Regions from separate parts of the Homo sapiens genome. Here regions 1 and 2 are each linked to region 3. Evidence: chromatin contacts called from ENCODE Hi-C or POLR2A ChIA-PET data. All regions are on one chromosome and are shown on one strand. The core of a region is the stretch at or near the end of the contact, and the rest is flanking DNA. Distances in the headings are between cores, read along the strand shown.

The links. A loop is a pair of places that touch in the nucleus more often than their neighbours do. ChIA-PET counts read pairs that join two places held with the same protein, here RNA polymerase II (POLR2A). Pooled maps may share reads with other maps.
Region 1: a pooled map shows a loop between it and region 3 (2.5-fold over the local background). The contact joins the promoter of KCND1 here to the promoter of GPKOW in region 3. A Hi-C loop is called at or near these places in 1 of 168 maps with a recorded cell type or tissue (naive thymus-derived CD4-positive, alpha-beta T cell) and 7 of 50 pooled maps. POLR2A ChIA-PET finds 5 or more read pairs at or near these places in 1 of 52 experiments (B cell).
Region 2: a loop to region 3 is called in a map of B cell, with 26 times the contacts of the local background. The contact joins the promoter of PPP1R3F here to the promoter of GPKOW in region 3. A Hi-C loop is called at or near these places in 6 of 168 maps with a recorded cell type or tissue (B cell, CD8-positive, alpha-beta T cell, OCI-LY7 and 3 more), 12 of 37 single-sample maps with no recorded cell type and 18 of 50 pooled maps. POLR2A ChIA-PET finds 5 or more read pairs at or near these places in 2 of 52 experiments (OCI-LY7 and endothelial cell of umbilical vein).

What each region holds. Positions count from the first base shown.
Region 1 is chrX:48,970,540-48,973,239 of GRCh38, reverse strand. It overlaps KCND1 (potassium voltage-gated channel subfamily D member 1), which reads left to right and starts at 1,396. Exons shown (of 6, transcript NM_004979.6): 1 at 1,396-2,700.
Region 2 is chrX:49,268,497-49,271,196 of GRCh38, reverse strand. It overlaps PPP1R3F (protein phosphatase 1 regulatory subunit 3F), which reads right to left and starts at 1,404. Exons shown (of 4, transcript NM_033215.5): 1 at 324-1,404. The coding sequence starts at 1,327. RefSeq lists a silencer at 1,129-1,368 and enhancers at 2,069-2,118, 1,816-2,315.
Region 3 is chrX:49,122,458-49,125,157 of GRCh38, reverse strand. It overlaps GPKOW (G-patch domain and KOW motifs), which reads left to right and starts at 1,423. Exons shown (of 11, transcript NM_015698.6): 1 at 1,423-1,611; 2 at 2,382-2,536; 3 at 2,636-2,700. The coding sequence starts at 1,436. RefSeq lists enhancers at 446-1,099, 1,100-1,753.

The sequences.
Region 1 (2,700 bases), core at 147-2,646, 150 kb after region 3:
AGGTTAGGAGTAAATGGACCAATGGTTGGGGGAATGGATGGATGGGTAGATGAGCTAATGAATGGGAAGGGTAAAGAGTGGGAGAAGAAATGACAAGTGGAGCTATGTATGGACAGAGATGGGCAGAGGATGTCACCCTGCATGTGTTCCGGGTGGGAAGAGATGGGCAGAGGATGGATACATACAGATAGATTGGCAAACAGCCAAATGGGGTGAACTTACAAATGGATGAATGAGTGGGTGGGTAGATTAACGACTAAGTGGACGGGTGGGTGGAGGGATGGATAGAGGAATTGATTGTGTGGGTGGGAGAATGGGTGGATGGGTAGGTGGAGGAATGGATGTAGAAATGGACAAATCAGGAGTGTGCCAAATGGGCAATTGGAAGTTTACACGGGTGGGTAAATCTTGGGTGAAAGGCTAGGCCTGGCCCTGCATTACAGTGCCCCTGTCATCACACTCCTTTAATTAAGATTAAGCATCCCTGGTGTGAGCTGTGTCCAGTGCTATCACCTTTCACATCATGTAATGCTCCAAATGACGCTATCAAGTTGGGATAAGTCTCTCCATCTGACAACTGAGGAAACAATGCAAGTCACTTGCTCAAGGATGCAGCAAGTCAGTGGCAAAGCTGGGGTTTGAACCCACCCATAGCCAGCCAGAGGCATTCCATAATCAGTGCTCCTGCCATCCAGAAGCAGAGCCCTCTAGCGGAGGAGGTGTGATTTGAGGCCACTGGATATGGACAGATAAGAGAGACTACCCCCTCGGAGTGGGGCCTGCCTGAGATGGTAGGGGGGTGGGACCTGGATTGTCCCCCTCTACATTCCCTTTACCCTCATTTCATATCTAAAAACAGGAAGTCCCGTGCTCCAATCCCACAGCCGAAGTCTTAGAGCTGGGGCTGTAACCCATGCTGCGCCCCTCAAGGGGGCGGCTTCGGAAGCTTGGCCATCTAGAGAAACACTCCCCAGCAATTACCCCCGACTCCTGGCTCTCCTGCCTTTCCACAGTCTGGGGGGCAGGGAGGGGACAGCGCTGCATCATTCCCTGTGGCACTCCGCTCTGGGGCCATTAACAGACGCCTTCCCATCGATCGGATCTGCTAAGTGCTGCTGATTCAGGCGAGTGGGGGTGGGGGCCCCTGGGGGCAGAGCGGGTAGGAGCTGGGCAGGAAGAGAGGGGAGTCCAGGAAGGAGGTGGAGAGAATTGGCGAAGTTCCCTGCCACCCCCATTTTCCAGATGACGCGACTGAGGCCCAACCAGCTTTGTAGGAGGCGGAGTCTCCCCAGGGTCCCTCTCTGGCTGTCCTAGGGGAGGGGGCTCAGGGAGCCACGAGGCCCCTCCCTGCCTCTCCATCTCCCGGCAAGCTCAGAGGGGCGGGGAGAGAGAGCCAGAGGAGGAGGAGAACTCAGGCAGCTCTGCAGAGGGGGCCAGGAGCTCGGGTGTTTGGTACCCCCAGCCCCACCGCTGTTGCTGCTCCTGCAGCGGGGACACAGGTGAGGACGCCCCGAGAGAGAGGGGGAGGGGGACCACCACTAGCGCTGTCCTCATCCTTCCCTGGTCCAGCCCCCACGCCCTAACCCATCCTGGGATAGTCCCCAGGGGTCCCACTGGACCTTGCCCTTCCCAGGCCTCCTTCCAGGGACCCCGCACCCTCCCCCTGCCTATGCCACCTTCTCTCCTATGCCTGGCTGTGGTTGCTTCTCTTCCTCCTGCTGCCGCTGCTGCTACTGCCACTGCCCAGTACACACCGCCAGCCCCTCGGGGTGTGGTTTCCCCAGACCTGCCCCCAACGGTGGGACCCAGCCTTCTCCCGGCGTCTCCTGCCAGCTTCCTGCAAAGCCCAGGAGCCCCCCTCCCTGGAGACACACCCAACTCCCTTTCAACACCCCACCCCCCTCTTAATCCCATTTTGGGGTTAACCCCCTTCCTCTTATTTAGTCTTCATAGATCCCCTGGGTGCTCTGGGATTGTGCCCAACTTCCTAACATTTGAGTCCCGGCCCTTGGAATTCCCCAGGCCCCTTTTTCCTCCCTGTAGAACTCCTGAGAGTGTCGACCAGGCTTTGTTGGCCCGTCTAGATACCCACCTCCCCCAGATAACTCTCAGCCTCTCAAAAAATAACCCAGCCCCCTGTCTACCCCTTTAGATAACCCCTTCCCCTCTCCAGCCCTACTAGGAGGCTCTGGCCTCTCCTTTCTTCCCCAGAACTCCTGTAGAGTATAGACACCCCCCCGGGCTATTCTTGGCAACTCTAGGCAGTCCCAAGACACCTTTCAGCCTCTTTACAACCTCCTGGATCCACAGCCACCCCTCAAGATGCACCAGCTCCCTTTCCAGATCCATGAGGGGGGTCTAACCCTCTTATGCTTCCCCTAGAAGTCTTGAGGGTGTGGACAACCCTCCTCACCTGTCTCAGCCCCTCTAGAACCCCCACTTCCAGGCACTCTCAGTCTCTTTCAAGCACCTCTGGTCCCATTTCTACCCCTCTGGATGCCCCAGTCTCCTCTCCACCACTGCAAAGGAATTCCAGGCTCTTCTGCCTTCCCTGAGACTCTTGAGAGTGCAGAGAATTCCCCACGTGTTTCTTGGCCCCTCTAGACGCCCCCAGACACCTCTCAGGCACAGGCTGACTCCTTTAGAATCATCTCAGTCTCTCTAAACCCTCCCTCAGCTCCTTCTTGGCCCCATCCCCAC
Region 2 (2,700 bases), core at 155-2,654, 150 kb before region 3:
AACTTTGTCCCTATTTATCCTATCTGCTTGCTTGCTTGTTTTTTCAAACTGTCTCCCATAGGAGCCTGTATGAATCCTTGAGGGTAGGGTAGATGTCTGTCTTGTTCAGGGCTTTACAGTGGAACTCAATAAATGGAGGAATAAAACCCCAGTTAAAACAGTGCCTAGCACGTGTTTGACCTCCATCACTCTTTGACTGACTGACTCAATGCACCCTCCTCCCTGTCCTGGAGAGCAGGCCTGAGGGGTTCCTGGGCCGGAATGCTTGTCCTCCATCCCAGACACAGCCCTGCGTTGGCGGAGGTGGCGCTGGCTGACATTACCTGCGCCTCACCGGCTTCATGCAGCTCTTCAGCTGCCTGGCCTCAGCCTCCACGGGACCCTGGCACTCGGGCTGTGGCTCCAGCTGCGGCAGCTGCTGCTGCTGGGGCAGCCCTTCGGCATCAGTGGGTGTGGGAGCGGGTGCGATCCGGAGCAGGACTGTGTAGTTGCGGCCGTGGTTGTTGGCCCAGAAAGTGCCCTCAGGGGTCTCATAGCGCACCACGAAGTCGAGGCGCGCCCCATCGCCCGCGCCCTCAGCAAAGGGCAGCTGGAAGGCAAAGCGGTCGGTGCGGCCGCCGTCGTCGGGCGAGGAGGCGGATGCCTGGCCGGGACCCAGGCCGAGCCCCGGATCCAGGATGGGATCTCCTGCTCCTGTTCCTCCCGCTCCTGCCCACGGCGGGCTGCGCGGGACGTAGCGCGCTGGGTGGTCGCAAAAGGAAGCCCAGCCGTCGTGTGAGGCCCGCACGTGCACCGCCTTCTCGAAGGAGCGGTTCAGCACGCGTACCAACCCGCGCAGCACCGGCGGGCGGCCCCCAGGCACCCACACCCCGGCACCCCCGGGGACCGCTCCGGGAGGCGGCAGCAGCGCCTCCAGCTCCACCATGACGCGCCCCAAGCGCTCCAGACGGCCCGGCGCGGGCGGCAGCGAAAATGTGGGGACCAGGTAAAACCCCCCGCCAGCGGGGACGGGGCACAGCGGTGAGGGCTCGGGGCAAGCCTCCTCTTCCTCCTCCCCTTCATCCCCATCCTCGCCATCGTCGTCCTCGTCGGCCCCGCCGCCGCCGCCGCCATCTTGCCCGGCCGCCGCCGCCATCTTGCCCGCCCCGGGCCCGCCCCACGGCCGGTAGCGGCGCAACTGCGCCAGCGGCAGCCCCAAGGCCTCGTCGGCGAACAGCACCCTCCGCGGGGCCACCGCCGCCTCGACCGAGGTGCGGGGCTCACCCGCGGCCGGCGAGGGGGGCGCGGAATGCCGCAGCGGGGGCTCCACAGGGGCCGTACGCGCCATATCGGCGGCGGCGGCGGCACCGACGGCACCGGCGGCGGGACCGGCGGGGGCAGGGCCTGAAGGGGCGGGCAGCCAATGGGAAGGCCAGCGCGGAGGGGTACGGCTCACGGGGGCATAGGCGGTGAGATGAAGACAAGTATTGCAGAGGGCCAATGGGCAGCCATGCACGGATGACGTACAGCGAATTGAGAGCCGGAGAAGCACGCAGCCAATGGGGATGCCCGGGAGTGGGCGGTGTAGGGGGCGGGATGATCGAGGAATCAATGGAGAGGCCGGAATGGGGGTGGTGCGAAATCCATGATGAAGAAAACAGAAGCAGACAGCTAATGCGGAAGTCTGAGCGAGAGAGGCATGTGGGCGGTGGGAAAAGTGGAATGGCTACAGGCGATGAGGGCAGCCGGGAACGAACGCAGAGGCCCAAAAAGTGGGAGATCCCGCGGGTTGCGTAGGCGGTGGAACGGTAGCTAGAGAGAGAGAACAGCCAATGGAGAGCCACGCGTGGGATGACGACAATGGCTGCAGCGAGCCAATGGGGAGGCTTGTGAGCGTGCACTGCGGCTTCGAAGGGGTGGTGCCAAGGTGGAGCTAGCCAATACGAAGGCTAAAAGGAGACCAAGAGGCGGGTGTGTAGGGAGCCGAGCCAATGGAGGTGGAGGCTGAAGGCGGGAGCGAGGACGAGAGCTGGCGGATAGCCAATGAGGGAGCCAGGGTGAAGGCGTAGAGACCTCAAAGGACAGTACTAGTATGGGATGAGCCAATGCCGAGGCTAGATAGTGCAGCGGGACGGAGGGAGGACTTGGAGGCAAGATGGGGAAAAAAGCAGAGCCGACGGGGGCAGTGTAGGTGGTGTGAAGGGAGGCATGAGTAGCCAATAAGGAGGCTGGAGAGGAGGACGCTGTGTAGACAGAGTCTGAGGTATTGGGTGGCCGGACAGCAGAACCATAGAACGCAGGCAGCCATTAGGAAAAATGTGCTTCTCAGGGATGGGGTTACCCTCTCCCTAACCCTCCGTGACTCCCCATTGCCCCAGGAATACCCAGAGCCCCTGAAGGCCTAGACCACACCTTGGTGTGTGAACTAGGAAAGTGAAAATGACTGTCCTGTTGCAGTTAGTTACTTACTGGGTCCTCCCTGCCCAACTACAACCTTTTCTTGAGCAGTGCCACAAGCCAAGAATGCCCCTGATTGTTAGCCGCAAGCACTCTCCAGGACTTGATACTATTGTTGAATGAATGGCCGAATAGGAAATTTAACTTTCTGAAGGATTCACTTTTTTAAATTTCAGCTCAGCAAACACTGACCTGACTGTGTGCTACCAGAAGTTGATTGGGCATATGGGTAGCTTCTGACTAATGGAATCACAATCAAAGCCC
Region 3 (2,700 bases), core at 174-2,673:
GCTGGGATTACAGGCATGCGCCACCACACCCCGCTAATTTTTGTATTTTCAGTAGAGACGGGGTTTCACCATGTTGGCCAGGCTGGTCTCGAACTACTGGCCTCAAGTGATCCGCCCGCCTCGGCCTCCTAAAGTGCTGGGATTACGGGTATGAGCCTGGCCAATAGGCACTATTTCTTTCTTTCTTTCTTTTTTCTTTTTTAAGACGGAGTCTCGCTCTGTCGCCCAGGCTGGAGTGCAGTGGCAGGATCTCGGCTCACTGCAAACTCTGTCTCCCGGATTCAAGCAATCCTCCTGTCTCAGCCTCCCAAGTAGCTGGGGATACAGGCGCCACCACCACGCCCGGCTAATTTTTGTATTTTTAGTAGAGACAGGGTTTCACCATATGAGTCAGGCTGGTCTCAAAGTCCTGACCTCAGGTGATCCACCAGCCTCGGCCTCCCAAAATGCTGGGATTACAGGCATGAGCCACCACACCCCTCTAATTTTTGTATTTTCAGTAGAGACGGGGTTTTTTATGTCTATTATTTATTTTATGTCTATTATTTATTATTGTACACAACTGACGCTCCATCCCCCCCACCCCCGACCTTTTTCTTTTTTAGAGATGGGGTCTCGCTCTGTCACCCAGGCTGGAATGCAGTGGTGCGATAAGAGCTAAGTGCAGCCTCGAATTCCCAGGCCTCAGGCCATCCTCCTGCCTCAGCCTGCGGAGTAAATGGAACTACAGGTGCGCGCCACCACACCCAGCTGATTATTTCTAAATGATTTACTTCATCAACACTTCCCACATAAGTAGGGCACACATTAGGCGCTCCATAAATACTTGTCAAACGCCTACACGAAGGAAGATTAATGTCTGGCAAGAATGAATCCACCTTCCACCATGCCTACCCCGCTAAAAACTACATTTCCAGCCAGGCGTGGTGGCTCACACCTGTAATCCCAGCACTGTGGGAGGCCGAGGCAGGAGAATCACGAGGTCAGGAAATCGAGACCATCCTGGCTAACACGGTGAAACCCCGTCTCTACTAAAAATACAAAAATTAGCCAGGCGTGGTGGCGCATGCCTTTAGTCTCAGCTACTCGGGAGGCTGAGGCAGGAGAATCGCTTGAACCTGGGAGGCGGAGGTTGCAGTGAGCCGAGATCACGCCACTGCACTCCAGCCTGTGAAACAGAGCGAGACTCCATCTTAAAAAACAAAACAAAACAAACAAAAAAAAAACTACATTTCCCTGGGCGCTTGGCGCGACGCGCTCCCACCACGTTTGAAAGAGCGACAATTACTTCCCACGGCCCCTTACCGCCCCCTCCCGCCGGTGCCACAGTGGTTGATGGGAAGGTAGTTTTTACGCACTTTGGCCGGCCCCTAGCGATCTGAACCCAAACTAAATTTCCCAGCAAGCAGCGCGCCGGCCTGGGAAAAGGAGCAAGATGGCTGACTCCAAAGAGGGTGTTTTGCCGCTGACGGCTGCTTCCACTGCCCCAATTTCATTCGGCTTCACTCGCACGTCCGCACGGAGGCGGCTGGCCGACTCGGGAGACGGCGCGGGGCCATCTCCGGAGGAGAAGGATTTCTTGAAAACCGTGGAAGGGAGGGAGCTGCAGAGGTGACGCGCCGGGTCTTTCACCCCTTGGAAATCTCTGCGGTGGGCGTAAGCGGGAGGGAGGAATCTCAGTTGTTTGTCTTGGTGACAGTGACCTGTTAAGCCTGAAGCACAGCCTGAGTAAATTCGTGGAGGCCAGAAGGCGGGAGTTTATAGGAGGGGGTGAGGAAATTGGGCCTGATAGCTGTGGGAATTGCGAAGAGAGGATGTATTACTGAGAAGAAGTGTCTTTAGGACTTGAAGACACTAAGGTCTGTGCGTTCTGGGAGAAGGAAAGAATGAGAAAATGACAGGACCTGCTAGTGTCTCAACTGAAGGGCTGAGGCGTCCCCGATATGGGGAACGGGATGGAGCGGCAGATTCAGGTTGATGGAGGCCACCATCAGCTTAATGAGGAGAGGAGTGTCTGAGGGGTCTGAGGGAGGGATTTCCAGAAGAGAATCAGGCATCTAGGAAGCTGTTTGGGAACCTGGAGCTGGGGAAGGTCTGGGCTGAAGATAGTGATTTGTGGGCCATTGTAGAAGCCGGTATTGAGTTAAACAGAGAGTGCAGGACTTATTTCTCGAAGGCACTGACATTTATGAGTTGGGGGCACTGGGGAGATAATCCAGAGAATGCACGATCAGAGAGGAACAGGAGATCCAGACATGGAGTAGGGAAGACATGGTCTGTGGGGCTGGGGTGAGTTTGGCTCTTGTGTTTTCTCTGAATGAAGGAGTGTGACCCACTGACCCTGCCATTCTCCCAACCCCACCCCTCTGTGTCCACATCAGTGTGAAGCCCCAGGAGGCCCCCAAGGAACTCGTCATCCCTTTGATCCAGAATGGCCATCGCAGGCAGCCACCAGCCCGGCCCCCTGGGCCATCCACAGATACTGGGGCCTTGGCGGATGGGGTGGTGTCCCAGGCTGTGAAGGAGCTCATTGCGGGTGAGTGATACCCCTTTACCCTTCCCCATTGAAGGAAGAAGAGGAAGAAGGTGGAAGGATAGAGTGGGACTTCATTGCTCCCTCCTATTCTTCCTTTAGAATCCAAGAAGTCTCTGGAAGAGAGAGAGAATGCGGGTGTCGACCCCACGCTCGCTATCCCCATG